2 separate regions of the Homo sapiens genome follow, and region 1 is linked to region 2. A link is an interaction called in ENCODE POLR2A ChIA-PET data of the cell type or tissue named here. Cell type or tissue: K562. All regions are shown on one strand. Links, peaks and the distances in the headings refer to the core of each region. The heading gives the core; the rest is flanking DNA.

What was found. ChIA-PET counts read pairs that join two places held together with the same protein. Peaks named below come from ENCODE experiments on the same cell type or tissue, not always from the same donor. Only the 100,000 strongest peaks of a DNase experiment are listed, where the experiment ranks them.
Region 1: POLR2A ChIA-PET joins it to region 2 with 8 read pairs; 4 of 35 experiments call an interaction of 5 or more read pairs at or near these places.

Annotation. Positions count from the first base shown.
Region 1 is chr9:130,971,070-130,982,010 of GRCh38, forward strand. No RefSeq gene overlaps it. Among named protein-coding and RNA genes, the nearest start is that of LAMC3, 33 kb to the right of the region's middle. RefSeq lists an enhancer at 10,415-10,935. In K562, for the core only: no CTCF peak of the experiment used is centred there; DNase peaks (open chromatin) are centred at 5,329, 5,594, 6,929, 7,773 and 2 weaker places; H3K27me3 peaks cover 3,834 bases.
Region 2 is chr9:131,028,990-131,032,989 of GRCh38, forward strand. LAMC3 (laminin subunit gamma 3) reads left to right here. Exons shown (of 28, transcript NM_006059.4): 3 at 3,056-3,186. Among named protein-coding and RNA genes, the nearest start is that of LAMC3, 22 kb to the left of the region's middle. In K562, for the core only: no CTCF peak of the experiment used is centred there; DNase peaks (open chromatin) are centred at 156, 2,427, 2,532, 2,722 and 3 weaker places; H3K27me3 peaks cover 4,000 bases.

The sequences.
Region 1 (10,941 bases), core at 4,070-8,069, 54 kb before region 2:
GCAGGAGGGAGGAGGGAGGAAGGGAGGGAGGAGAGAGGAAGGAATGGAGAAGGGAAGAAGGGAGGAGGGAGGGAGTGAAAGCCTTTCTGCCACTAGTGATGGGCATTGTCCATTCTTAAGAAAGCACCTGCCTGCTTTTGACTTTAAGAGGCATAGACTTGGGTGATAGAAATGCGTGTTCAAAGCTGAAAAAGCTGAAAAGGCCTGCACCCAAATCCCATCTTTGTGAGGGGCCGTTATATGAGCCCAGCCTGTTTTCTCATCTGGAAGTGGGAATTCTCGGAGCTTAACTCACTGATGGTCATTGGGTCACAGGATGGACCTGGCGTACGGGAAGTTTCCGGAAAGGACAGCTGCAGCCTGTGTGCCCCTCATGCTCCTAAGGGGCAAGAGGACCAAGCCGAGACCCCAGTGAGCTAGGGGAGGGGCCGGCCCCACAGCAGCTTCTCCAGCTTCCTGAGGAGGCTCAGACCCTCGGGCCCTCCCAGGCCCCTCTGCCCCCGCCCCACTGGTTCACAAGCAGAGACTTCCCCTCCTCCCCTGGTTCACTGACTTTCTCATTGTCTGGGAGGCCCCAGTGTCTCCACCTCTCTCTGTCTCAGTGTGTGTCTCTGCATGTCTCTGTTTCTGTAGTCGGGAGGCAGGGCCCGGCCTCTCTTTCTCCCTGTGGTGTGTGTCTCCCTGTGTCTCTGTCTGTGTGTGTGTCTGTGTTTCTGTGTAGGGCAGGGCTCTGATTCTCTTTGTCTCCATGGTGTGTGTGTCTCTGTGTCTCTCCGTATGTCTCTGTGGTCTGTATCTCTCCATGTGTCTCTGTCTCTGTGGTCCGTGTCTGTCTGTCTGTGTGTCTCTCTCTCTATGGTCTGTGGTCTGTGTCTCTCTGTCTCTGTGGTCTGTATCTCTCCATGTCTCCCTGTCTCTGTGGTCTGTATCTGTCCATGTGTCTCTGTCTCTGTGGTCTGTGTCTCTCTGTGTGTCTCTGTCTCTGTGGTCTGTGTCTCTTTATGTGTCTCTCTCTGTGGTCTGTGTCTGTCCGTGTGTCTCTGTCTCTGTGGTCTGTGTCTCTCTGTGTGTCTCTGTCTCTGTGGTCTTTATGTGTCTCTCTCTGTGGTCTGTGTCTCTCCATGTGTCTCTGTCTCTGTGGTCTGTGTCTCTCTGTGTGTCTCTGTTGTGAAGCTCTGTATTTATCTGTCTCTGTGTCTGCTTCTGTTTCTCTCCTTCCCTCTTTCTCTGTGTGTCTGCCTGTGTCTCTCTGCGCCCTCTGTCTCTGTGCTGTGACTCTGTGTCTCTGTCCCCTCTGTCTCTGTGCTGTGACTCTGTGTCTCTGTCCCCTCTGTCTCTGTGCTGTGTCTCTGTGTCTTTCTGCTCCCACTGTCTCTGTGTCTCTCTGCCCCCTCTGTCTCTGTGTCTCTGTCCCCTCTGTCTCTGTGCTGTGTCTCTGTGTCTCTCTGCCCCCTCTGTCTCTGTGCTCTGTCTGTGTCTCTGTCCCTCTGTCTCTGTGTCTCTCTGCTCCCTCTGTCTCTGTGCTCTGTCTCTGTCCCTCTGTCTCTGTGTCTCTGTCCCTCTGTCTCTGTGTCTCTGTCCCTCTGTCTGTCTCTGCTGTTATCTCTGTATTGCTCCAGGTCTCTCTGATCTCTCCCTCTCTCCTTCCCTTCAGTGGAATCGATCTCCGAGCTTATTAAGCCCCATTCTTTCTCAGAACATTTGCCTTTGAAATCTCAGCAGATGGGCTGGGGCCTTGGCTGGTACCTCAGGCTGCCCCAGCCACACAGCCCACTGAGGGCCCAACCAGAGGAGGCTACCCAGTTATGCCCACTTCCCATTCGTGAGATGCCAGCCCTGCCTTCTCTGACGTCTCTGCCAGCCTCTGGGACAGCGACCAGCAGTAAGTGGGTCCTGCCTTTGCAGTAGGAGGAGATGGTGTGAGGGAACAGTCACCAAGGGTCACTGAGCCCACCCCCAGCAGCCAGGGCCCTGTGTGCTATTTGCCCAGGCCTAAACTCCCTTGTGGCTGTGCTGTGTGGAAGGGATTAACCTGGTTCTGTGGGCACCCAGAGGGTAAACTAAGGCAATCGAGCACCAGGTCCATGGAGGCGAACACAGGGTGACCTTTCTCTGCAGGTGCAGCCGTCCACCTGCAGGTGAGCTCTGCTCCCTGCCTCCCGCAGCCTGGCCCCAGACTCCCAAATACCCTCCGGCTGTTTAAATGACCCTCCAGCAGACCTCGGAGGCTGGGGCGTAACGGTCGCCATCATTGTCTGTTTGGGTGGCCCCTGAGCAACTCAAAGTCTCCGGCTCCACCTTCTAGAGCCAAGGACAGGTGGTGGGCTGAGCAGGGCTGGGTATGGACCCTGCCACCTCCCGGGTGGGACAGGAGGGCCAGAGCAGAATGCTTCCCTTCCCTGATCCACGTCCGCCTCTAGCTGTAAGACAAAGCCCAGACTCCATCCTAGGGGCTGCCGGTGCCCACCCCTCCAGCCGGTGCCACACTCCCCTGTCCCCCTGGGTACCAGCCACCCTGGTCTTCTTCAGCTCACTGAACACAAACGCCCTGCCTCTGTCTTTCGTCCCGGGCTTTGCGCAAGCTGCTCCCTCTGCCTGGAACACCCCCCTCTGCCTTGTATCGCAGCTCACCCCGGTTCAATCCTCAGGGCCAGTCTTCTCTGACCGCCGGCCTCCTGCCCCAGCTGTCATGGGTGCCTCTCAGTGCACAGCCTGTACCTCCCATCACAGCTCATGGCACGAAACGGTCCTCTTGCTAGTCTGCCCCTGTGGGCGGTGGTGGCTGGAGTTGCGTCTGCATGCTGCCTGGTAGTGTTCCCCTCCCCCTGCCTCCGGCTGGCCCCGAGTGGGTACCCGTTGATGAAGAGGTGAAAATGTTCCCAAAGCTCATCACAGGGGGTTCTGGGGGATCCGCCAAGGGAGCTGCAATTCTTTTCTGAGCCGTGCAGTCACCTGCAGCCTCACAGTTGATCTCATGGTCATCCCTGCGCAGCTCTGTCCCCGGAGGAGGCAGTAAGTGGGGCCACAGAGGACAGACCTGATTCCCAGTGTCTCTAGGAGCCTCTGCCAGGCGGGAGGCACACAGAACTCCCCGGGGGCCGTGGGAATGAGGCCGATGCGACGCCTACCCAGGTGCAATCCCCACCCAGGCCATGGACCCTGCAATTCTGGCTGCTCCCCACACCTTCCCAATCCCTCTCATTCCTCTCCAACCTCAGGGACTTCTGCTCATCCATAGCTAATGACGGCAAGAGGATCACAGGCTTGGAAACACGGCAAGGAGTTCAATAGAAAAATGAGCACCAGGCTGGGTGCAGTGGCTCACGCCTGTAATCCCAACACTTTGGGAGGCTGAGGTGGGTGGATCACTTGAGGTCAGGAGTTCGAGACCAGTCTGGCCAACACGGTGAAACCCTGTCTCTACTAAAAATACAAAAAATTAGCTGGGCTTGGTGGTGGGTGCCTGTAATCCCAGCTACTCGGGAGCTGAGGCAGGAGAATCGCTTGAACCCGGGATGCAGAGGTTGCAGTGAGCCGAGATTGTGCCACTGCACTCCAGCCTGGGCAACAGAGGGAGACTCTGTCCACCTCAGGTGAGCTCTGCTCAAAAAAAAAAAAAAGAAAGAAAGAAAGAAAAACAAGCAACAGGGGTCTGGAAGCACCAAGCCCCTCCCTGAGCTCAGGGAGAAGACAGAATGGTCACCAAATGGCCCATCAATTTATCTCCCCCCAGATACCACTGTTCAGCGCCCCTGCCCAGCTCCAGACAGCCTGGTAGGACACCTGGGACTTTTCCCTAGGTGAGGTCACCATCTGCGGTGGGGACAACCTTTAATGACGTCACACCTGCAGCAGGTACCTCCACCCTGAGAGTGCATACAGGTGAGTGGCTTTTACAGATGTGAAAGTCTCCATCGTCAATGCCCCTCAGGTCCTTCTGACTGTGTGAGAGAAAGTCTCCACTGAGAGCTAACCTGTATTTCAGAACACTTGCCCACTGCTGGAGGGGGCGTAAATTAGTTCAGCTATTATGGAAAGCAGTGTAGGAAGACCTCAAAGAACCTAAAACAGAATTACAGTTCGACTCAGCAATCCCATTATTGGGTATATACCCAAAGGAATATAAATCATTCTACCATAAAGATGCATGCATGTACATGTTCATTACATCACTATTCACACAAGCAAAGACATAGATTTAACCACGATGCCCATCAATAGTGGACCGGATAAAGAAAACGTGGTACATATACACCACAGAATACTATGCAGCCATGAAAAAGAACAAGGTCATGTCCTTTGCAGCAACATGGATTGAGCTGGTGGCCATTATCCTAAGCAAACTAAGTGCAGGGACAGAAAACCAAATACCGTGTATTCTCACTTGTAAGTGGGAGCTAAACAACAAGAATACATGGACATAAGGAGGGGAACAACACACACGGGGGCCTACTCAAGGGTGGGGATTGGGAGGAGGGAAAGGATTAAAAAATACCTACTGGGTACTATGCTTATTACTGGGGTGATCAAACTGTCGGTACACCAAACCCCCGTGACACGCAGTTTATCCATATAACAAACCTGCACATGTACCCTTGAATCTAAAATAAGTTTTTTTAAAAAAAGCTAACTCGTTTTTAATTAATTAATTAATTATTTGAGATGGGGTCTCATTCTGTTGCCTAGGCTGGAGTGCTGTGACACGATCTCGGCTCACTGCAACCTCCGCCTCCCAGGTTCAAGTGATTCTCCTGCCTCAGCCTCTTGAGTAGCTGGGACTATAGGCACGTGCCACCATGCCCTGCTAAATTTCTATTTTTAGTAGAGACGGGGTTTAGCCATGTTGGCCAGGCTGGTCTCGAACTCCTGACCTCAGGTGATCTGCCCACCTTGGCCTCTCTAAATGCTGGGATTACAGGCGTAAGCCACCGCACCTGGCCTAATTTAATTTTATAGTGACCAATGGCCCGTGACACAGCCCTCAGGAGATCCTGAGAACATGTGCCCTCCAACTCATGTTTTAACACCTTGAATCTCAGGGTCAGCAGTCCCTGCCTGGGTGTGCAGGTCCACAGGGCAGGGCTGGGAGGCCAAGGTCATGACCGTAACAGCTGAAGACTCTGGACATGGACTCTGAATCCTCATGGCAGCTCTTGGAGGTGGGCATCATTTTATGCCCATTCTGCAGAGGAGAAAACAGAGGCTTCCACCAAGATGTTCAGTGACTCTCCAAGGTCACACAGCTAGCAGGAGGGACTGGAACGGGGTCTCTCTGGCTCCAAAGCTCACGGTCTTTCTGACGGGTGACACTGCACCATTGTGGGGTCCACGCTCCAGGGCTTGAGGCCTGACTCTTAGGAATGAGTGACTCTGTGTATGAACCTCAGAGAGCACAGACCCTAAGCACAGGGATCTCAGGTGCAGCCAGGCCTGTGAGCAGGACGGACAGTGAATTCACACACGGTGCCGCCCTCTGAAGGGCAGTGGCTTATCCATGAGAGGTCATCACCTGGGTGCAGTTCCCTGAGGGGTGGCTGGGTCTGTGTCCTGGACAGAGAAATTCAAATACATTTTCCCTGACTCATGGCCACTCATGGTATCAAGCAATGTAAAGCCTTCATTTACTCACTCACTCATTCATTCTGTGAATACAGTTGTCCCTGGATATCGATGTGGGATTGGTTCCAGGACCCCTGTGGATACCAAAATCCACGGATACTCTAGGCTCTTCTACAAAATGGCATAGCATTTGCACATAACCTACACACATCCTCCCGTGTACTTTAAATCATCTGTAGATTACTTATAATACCTAATGCAATGTAAGTGCTATGTAAATAGTTGTTACATTGTATTGTTTAGGGGAATAATGACAAGAAAAAAGTCTCTACATATTCAGTACAGGTACAAACCTTTTTAAAAAATATTTTCAATCCGAGGTTGGTTGAATCCACAGATGCAGAACCCATGGATATGAAGGGCCGACTGTATTCACTGAAGACCTCCTTTGGGCCAGGTGCTGGGCGAGGCCCCTGGGATACAAAATAATAAGGCAAATCCCCCGGCATGAGGCTGCTGTCCTAGTGGGAGAGATGAGCCTTGAACAGGGAAATAACAGCAAGCTTAACACACGAGGGCTGGGGCTGGTCAGGGGCTGCAGCATCTGGGGCAGGTGTGAGGGGAGGCGGGGTTCACACGCACACACAGGCATGCATGCATGCGCACATACATGCACACGCGCGCGCACACACACACACACACACACACACACACACACACAGAGTTCGTGGCTGGACCCCCGCGGCAGTAGCCTCTTAGGTGTCTGAGATGAGGTCCGAAGCTGAGGTGTGAATGAGCTGGGCTAAAATTGCAGGGAAGAGTGTTCCGGGCAGCAGGAACAGCCTTGCGAGGCCTGCAACAGAATGAGCACGGTGTCTGAGGGACTGAAAGAGCCAGTGTGGCTGGAGCATCTGGCCCAAAATGAAGAGTGCTGCGAGTGAGGTGGAGAGGCCCGCGGCGGCCAAAGCAGGCGGACCTGGCGAGCCACGCCAGGGCTCTTTCACCAGGGGCGCTTCGGAGCCAGCAACAGGCGTTGGACAGGAGACGGTGTAAGCCGACGCACATTTGGGAAAGATGGACTGGCTCCTGGATGGACAGTGGATTTGTAGGGAGTAGTGGAGGGAGGAGGAGTCCTCGGAAAGACCAGGGCAGCCACCCCAAGGCCCGGAGGTGTGAGGCTGAGCGCACGGGGGAGAGCAGAGGGCTCTGGGAGAGGCCTAGGTGTCGCTTGAGGGGACGTGTTGACAGATTGGCCTTTTGAAAAAGTCAGCTGGCCCCAGGGATGGAAGGAAGCTGGTGCCAGGAGGTGGTATAGGGGCTGGGTCCAACTCTGGCAGCCTGAGCTGGGTGAAGAGACTTGCCCTGTGTCCCAGCTGCCCCATTTCCAAGCAGCATGACCTCAGAAAGGTCGCTTTGCGCGTCTGGCCCTGACTGTGTGCTTATCTGTTAAATGCTCGATCGGCACGAGAGGATGGGTAACAACCCCCGAATCTCACGGCCTGGAAAGCGCAAGTTTGTTCTTCTCTCACACGGTACACCCATCCCCCACGGGCTCTGGAAACCAGGCTGACAGGAGCCAGAACACGTGGAGGGAGAGCCAGGGGTTCCCACATTTTTTTTTTTTTTTTTTGAAACAGAGTCTCACTCTGTAGCCCAGGCTGGAGTGCAGCGGTACCATCTCAGCTCACTGCAACCTCCGCCTCCTGAGTTAAAGCAATTCTCCTGCCTCAGCCTCCCGAGTAGCTGGGACTACAGGCAGGTGCCACCACGCCCGGCTAATTTTTTGTATTTTTGGTAGAGATGGGATTTCACCGTGTTAGCCCGGAGGGTCTCGATCTCCTGACCTCGTGATCCACCCGCCTCGGCCTCCCAAAGTGCTGGGATTACAGGCATGAGCCACCGCACCCAGCTAATTGGTTCCCACACCTGAACGCAGCCCACATCCCTCCCTGTCTGGATTCCTTGGCTGGAGGGAGCCATAGGGCCACACCTCACTCCAAGGGGGACAGGCAGCGAGAGCCACCGGACATGGGTTCAGTGACGTCCACTTCACAGGGTGCTGTGCAGAGTGCGGTCAGTGAGGTGCTGCGGGAAGAGATGACTGTGCAGAGTTGATGCTCGGTACAGGGCAGAAAGGATGATCCCAGGAACGCATCGCTGGACCCGCCTCCCCTTCCTGGACATCTCCCCAAAGGGGAGTGTGATCTGAGTCCGTGTTCCCCAAACCTCCATCACCTGCCAGACCCATGGGCCAATAAGAATCAGTCACAGAGGCTGGGCGCGGTGGCTCACGCCTGTAATCCCAGCACTTTGGGAGGCCAAGGCGGGCGGATCACGAGGTCAGGAGATCGAGACCATCCTGGCTAACACAGTGAAACCCCGTCTCTACTAAAAATACAAAAAATTAGCCGGGCGTGGTGGCGGGTGCCTGTAGTCTCAGCTACTCGGGAGGCTGAGGCAGGAGAATGGTGTGTACCTGGTAGGCGGAGCTTGCAGTGAGCTGAGATCGTGCCACTGCACTCCAACCTGGGTGACAAAGCGAGACTCCGTCTCAAAAAAAAAAAAAAAAAAAAAAAAGAATCAGTCACAGAATGGTTTTGTTTTATTTTATTATCTTATTTTATTTTGTTTTGTCTTGTTTTGTTTTATTTTTTGAGACCGAGTCTTACTCCATCACCCAGGCTGGAGTACAATGGCATGTTCTCCGCTCACTGCAACCTCTGCTTCCCGGGTTCAAGTGATCCTCATTCCTCAGCCTCCTGAGGAGCTGGGATTACAGGCGTGTGCCACCACGCCCGGCCAATTTTTGTATTTTTAGTAGAGTTGAGGTTTCACCATGTTGACCAGGCTGGTCTTGAACTCCTGACCTCAAGTGATCTACCCGCTTCAGCCTCCCAAATTGCTGGGATTACAGGCTTGAGCCGCTGTGCCCAGCCAGAATCGTTTTCTTTAAATCAACTCACTTTTTGTTTAGCATTTGTTTGTGGTGTCACCGAAAGAGAAGGGCCCTAATTCAGGAATGTCTAATTGTTCCTCTGTGCACAGGGACTTCTCCGAGTTTGCAGAGCCAAGCGTGTATATATCTAAGGCTGCCCCCATGTTACTCCAGCCCAGAGTCCCACTGCATAAATAATACATGAGACGCGCTGTCTATATTTTCCATGGCGAGGCTGTGGATTAGAGCATGATACGATACATGGTATAATAAAAGCAGACGATCTATGCTGGTGTCATTTCAGCGCCTAGAACATGGCTCTTCGCTTCCAAGCAGAGAGCAGGGATTGGAGAGGAAGGGCAGGCTCTGAGTGAGGACAGAGAGCTGGCCCTGGCGGGGCAGGCTGGGGCAGTGGGAAACGTCCCAAGTGGTCAGAGCTAGGTTTGAACCCTGGCTCTGCCACTTGCGAGGTGTGTGACTTGCAAGTCAAGTACGAGGAGGACCTTTGGTGTCCCTGCCAGGTCCCCCTTGAGTCCCCTCTGTGAGCACTGCCTCCGTTCCGCCAGCATCTCAAGGCTTGGCTTTGCAGCCATTGACTGGTGCCGGGTGCAAAAGCCCAGCTCCTGGCCTTGGGATGAGGCAAAGCTGAGGGTGCACTCTATGCTCCAGTGCACCTCGTGGGAGCAGGCTGAGCTCAGCCCTCTCTTAAACCCACCCTATTGCTGTCTCCCTCTTCCCTTTCCTGCCTCCCTCACTCCTTACCAGCTTCTCCTTCGAGCTCTTCTTTCATGAAATCGCTTGCCCTGAAATCCTAGACTAGGGTCTCCTCCTGGAAATACCCCTCTAAATAGCAAGGGACTTCGCCCCTGTGCGCCTCACTTATCTCATCTGTGAAATGGATATAACATTCCCTCCAGCATGCAGTTGGCACAAAGGGCCTCAGCATAGGGCCGTGCACATATCAACTGCCTAAGAAACGAATCTCTTCTGATTCATATGCAACACACAGGAACCTTGTCATGGTGCTGCTGAGGAATGAAGCATTGCCCCTGGGCAGCGGGGGGTGTCCTGGGAGCCCTGCACAGTGGTACGGAGGAAGCAGCTTTAGAAAACATATGTAGCCCCTCCCGGGCCCATCCACCTGCTCCTCATTAGAGACGTTCTCATCCTTAGCTCTCAGCGTACAGCACAGCCCCCTCGACGGTCAAGCAGGGTTGGTGCTTTGGGGGACAGTCAGTTACGAGACCAGGTTTGGCCTCTCACGTCGTCACTTCCTCAAGATGCGGCCTAGGTACGCGGGGGCCTGGGTTAGAGCACGTGGATGTTTGACTGCAAAGTCATGTCTATTACGGGGGGGTGGGCGTGCAGATGGGGGTCTCTTCACAGAGAAGGCAGAGCCGATAGGCTGGCAGAGCAAAGAATGTTGAGCAGAGGCAACCTGGACCCTCCTGCCCATCCTGGGCCACCCACCTCTCGGGCCACATCCTTAAAAGAGAAGCAACTTGAATGAATAATGGATCAATGGCGGACGTGCTCTTGCCTGAGAGCGGGCAGGGCAAGCTTCTCTTCTGTATCCTTTTGAGTACAAGGGAGATGATTTTGCAATTCTGCAAGCCACTTAAAAAAAGAAAAGGAAAGAGAAAAAAAGAGGAAGCTGCCCTGCCCTCCCGACCACTGCCCACAGTTCTTTGGGTGAAGGTCTTGGTTAAGCTGGGGCTAGACCTCCCCACCCCAGGCATGGTAATGGCAACACCATCCATTTGGATGGGGGCATCCGCTAGAGCTAAGGGCTTTGCAGCAATACATCATTTAACCAATCCAGAAGGTTGCAATTATCTTCCCATTACTGATGAGGAAAAGGAAGTGACCACCTGGGAAGCAGAGGAGACTCATGGCCTCCCCCGGCTGAGCTCTAACCACCGAACCATCAGGCCCACCTCGCAGGAGCCTCTCCCACTTCCCCTCAGGGCCACAGATCCACTGGGTCCTTGCAAGAGCTGTCCCTGGCCTGGGATGGGGTTTGTAACCTGAGGACTTTCCCCATGGGGTACAGGTGTGGGGGAGACCCCTTCCCCTGCTGCACCCCAGGGGCCTGGCTTCCCCAGCACCCCCTACCTCACTCAGCCACGTCTCAAACCTGGGATTGAGGTTTCCTGCAGAAAAGAATCCTCAAAGCTGCCTTTGGTCCTTATTAAGTCAGCAACCCCCCTCCATGGAAGGAGGGTGCTGGGTAAGTTCCCTGCTCCTCTCCCGCCCTCTCCTCACCGCACCTTTCATCACAGGGAAAAATCCCAGGAGGGCCAGCGTCAGCTCAGCCTGAGTTACCAAGACAACGGCCTCTGCCCACTCGCCATGCGGCTTCTCCACCTCCCTGCGGCCCCCGCCCTCCACTCAGGGCCAGCGAGGCTCAGGCAGGTGCCCCCGCCACGGGGCTGTCAGCCTGGGTT
Region 2 (4,000 bases), core at 1-4,000:
GGCAGTGTAGACACGGCTGACCACCTGTGTGGCTGACCTGTCTCCAGCCCCTCCAGAGGTGAAGCCGATTCTGTGTGGCCCGAGGCCCCCACCGCAAATCACATCATCCGCATAGACTACCTAGTGTGGCCCAAGGGAAGACCCTCTTATCAGGAGGGACATCCAAGGATATGGAGGTCACTCCCCTGGATCCAGGGCAAAGGGCCAGGCCCCTCTTTGGGCAAGCCGAATCCTTTATCACACAGTACCACATCTCTAGACGTCCAGGCCCTGCTTGTCCCACTAAAATTGTACATGTCACCATGATTTTATTTAAAAATTACAATTTCTTCTCCACGGGGCTCCAAAGCTCTGTAGATTAGAAAACGTCACCCGAGGTCAGATGAAGACAGGCAGGGAGGGCCGGCCCCCGCTCCCACCTGCGTCTGTGCAGCCACCACCGTGGGGACACCCTTGGCTGTTGGAGGTTTTCTGTCTTGTTGCCTCTTGTGTTCTGGACACTGTCCCTGATGGAGAGATGACCTTTTGAGAAATATCTCCCCTGCTGCTTCTGGACAGAAACCAAGAGCAGAGCAGGACAAAGAGAGGCAAGTCTACCTTGCTCTTTTCTCCTCATGCTCCCTCTGGACACATTTAGGGGGCAGGTGCTTTCTCAGAGGACACAGAGCTTGGAAGGAAGGATGTGGCTGCTGGGTCTTGGGTCCCTCTGACCCCCAAGGAAGGGCCTAGGACTTTGGAGGAGAAGGTCGACCTGGCTGTTGCAGAGTAAGACCGCCAGAGTTGAGGGGCCGCCTGAGCACCCCTTGGACATAGAGCCCAAGCTGTCCACCTCCTGCTTCTCCTTAATGCCATGGCCTGAGTCCTGGGATCCATCTAAAATCAACTCCAGCACCCACTCATAGCTTAAGCTGGAGTTCCAGTGCCTGGGTTCAGTGGGGATTGCCCTAAAATGACTTTTTTTTTTTTTTTTTGAGACAGTTTCGCTCTGTCGCCCAGGCTGGAGTGCAGTGGCACGATCTTGGCTCACCGCAACCTCTGCCTCCCAGGTTCAAGCAATTCTCTTGCCTCAGCCTCCCAAGTAGCTGGGATTGCAGGTGTGTGCCACCACACTGGCTAATTTTTGTATTTTTAGTAGAGATGGGGTTTTGCCATGTTGTCCAGGCTGGTCTTGAACTCCTGGTCTCAAGGGATCTGCCCGCCTTGGCCTCCCAAAGTGCTGGCATTACAAGTGTGAGCCATCACACCAGGCCCTAAAATGACTTTTAAGGCATCAAGACAGTCCCCCTGCAATTGAGGCTAAGGCTGCTCTCTCCCAGCATCCATCCTATGTCTCAGAGATTTTGACCCCATTCCTTTGTGGTCATTGTCCTTGCAGACTGATGGATCAGGTCACAGGCCAGGAAGCAGAGGTGGGAGACCTTGGGCAGGTCATTGCTGTCTCTGGGCCCCACTGGCATGATAAGGGCTTTGGGATAGACACAGGAAGGCAGACCAGCCTCGTGGTTAAAGCTGGGACCCTGGGATCAGATAGACCAGAATCCCAGCTCTGCCATGCACTGGCTGTGCAACTTGGAACAGAAGGGTTACCCTCTCTGAGCTTCAGTCTCCTCATCTTTAAATGGGGTTAATAACAATACCTACTTCAGGGTTACCGTGAGGCCCGAGCCCTAACCATACAATATGTGTCAGTAGCCGCCGCACCTCCTGGCTCTGGTATCCAGTTGGTTTGAGTTCTCCAGGTGGCACTTTTTTCTGGAGAAGGAATCGCCACAGCGCGTTCAGCTCTGGACTGCGGGACTTCCCCACCCCAGGCCTCAGCTCCTTGTCCAGTAGCCGGCCCAGCAGCATCAGTACCTGGGCACTTGTGAGAAACGCAAGCTCCCCAGCTCCACCGCTGACCCCTGAATCAGAAGCTGCACTTTAACCAGATCCCTGAATGCACGCTGAGCTTTGGGAAGTGCATCCTGGGGTGATCCAGGCCTGCAAACTCAAGCACAAGCTTAGCTTGGTGCAGAGGCTCCCACTTTAGTGTTTGGGTGCTGGACCCCTCTCCCTGGCCAAGGCATCCTCTGGCAGAGGCCCTGGGTCCCCGGCAGTAGCTCCGGTTGCCGAGCTCTCGGGGAGCAGGAGGGCCGTCGGCCTGAGTCACGCTGGGGCAAAAAGATGGCCTGCCAGGAGCTCATTTTCTGCACTGATGGGCCTGATTGCTAAAGCAGGGGCTCCTGGGCGGAATCAAAACGCTGATTAATATTCAGCTGGAGCTGCTGCTGCTGCTCACAGCAGGCAGGTGAAAATGTCAGTCTTCACGTGGGTTTTCCCCGACTTCCCCTCCACGCTCTTCCATGGGGAAGCTGCTCATTCAGGGATCAGCAGGTATTTATCGAGTGCCTGCTAGGGCCAGGCAGAGCCCAGGGCCAGGGAAACAGTGAGAACAAGGGGCCACAAGTCCCTGCTCTCGTGGAAGAGATGTCACCTGAGGCAGGTGACCTGTCCACAGGAGCCTGACCCTCAGCATGTGAGGAGCCAAGAAACCCGGGGCCAGCTGCATGCCAGGCCCCACTGAGCAGGGGAGAAGGTTGCGGGGGCACACCGTCCCCCAGCTGTATCCCTGGAATGAGGTGCAGGAGCTGCTGGGAAAAGCCAGGTGACCTGCACAACCGGGTCTTCAGTGGGCTGCTTTGACCCCTGCCCGCCCAAACCTCAGCTGCTTCCTGACCACGGGCCCGACCTCACAGCCAGCACTGATACTTGCTACCCTCCCCCAGACATGTTTGTAGGGGAGGTGCTATTTTTGTTCCAATTCACAGATGGGAAAATGGAGGCTCTAAGACACTGAATGCAGTTGCACTAATCAGTAGCCTAGCACCCAGGTTGGGGTGACCCCCAAAGCACAGCCTCCTTATTTCTGCAGTGTTCTCAGAATTGGCCTGAGCTCGGCCTGTTCCTGTGTCCCAGGAGCTCCCGGGGCAGCCAGCTGGATCTGCCAGCAGAGCGATGGGGGTAAATACTAAATACTCAGGAACCTGCTGATGGCACCCTCTCCCCTCTGCCCCAGGAGTGGGTCACCAGCACCGAACTCCTCATCTCTCTAGACCGGCTCAACACGTTTGGGGACGACATCTTCAAGGACCCCAAGGTGCTCCAGTCCTACTATTATGCCGTGTCCGACTTCTCTGTGGGCGGCAGGTAGGAGGGAGGAGGGAGGCAGGGTGGCAGGGCTCCAGGACCCAAACCCGAGAGCGGAAGGTGGCTGCTGTGGGGTGGGGGGTGGGGGGGCACAGAAGCCAGGTGTGCCCCAGGGGAGAGGGAGGGAGCACCTGCCATTCGAGGCCCTGGGGGTCCACACCCAGCCCACCTCCTGCCGGGTCCCCTGCATCAGCTGATTTGCCATGTGCCAGACACTGGGTCTTGGTTCCCATTGTCCCCTCAGCCTGGAGGTTCCTTCCTTCCTCCCTCCCTCCCTCCCTTCCTCCCTTCGCTCTCGCTCTCTTTCTCTCGCTCTCGCTCTCTCTCACTCGCTCTCTCTCTCTTGCTCTCTCTCGCTGTCTCTCTCTCTTGCTCTCTCTCGCTCTCTCTCTTGCTCTCTCTCGCTTGCTCTCTTTCTCACTCGCTTTCTCTCTCTCTCTCTCTCTCTCACTCTCTCTTGCTCTCTCGCTCTCACTCACTCTCTCTCACTCTCTCTCGCTCTCTCTCTCTCTGAAGGAGTTTCGCTCTTGTTGCCCAGGCTGGAGTGCAGTGGTGCAATCTCAGCTCACTGCAACCTCTGCCTCCCAGGTTCAAGGTATTCACCTGTCTCAGCCTCCCAAGTAGCTGGGATTACAGGCATGCGCCACCACGCCCGGCTAATTTTGTATTTTTAGTAGAGATGGGGTTTCTCCATGTTGGTCAGGCTGGTCTTGAACTCCCAGCCTCAGGTGATCTGCCCGCCTTGGCCTCCCAAAGTGCTGGGATTACAGGCATGAGCCACGGCCCCCTTCCCCTTTCTAGTATAGGGGTGTTA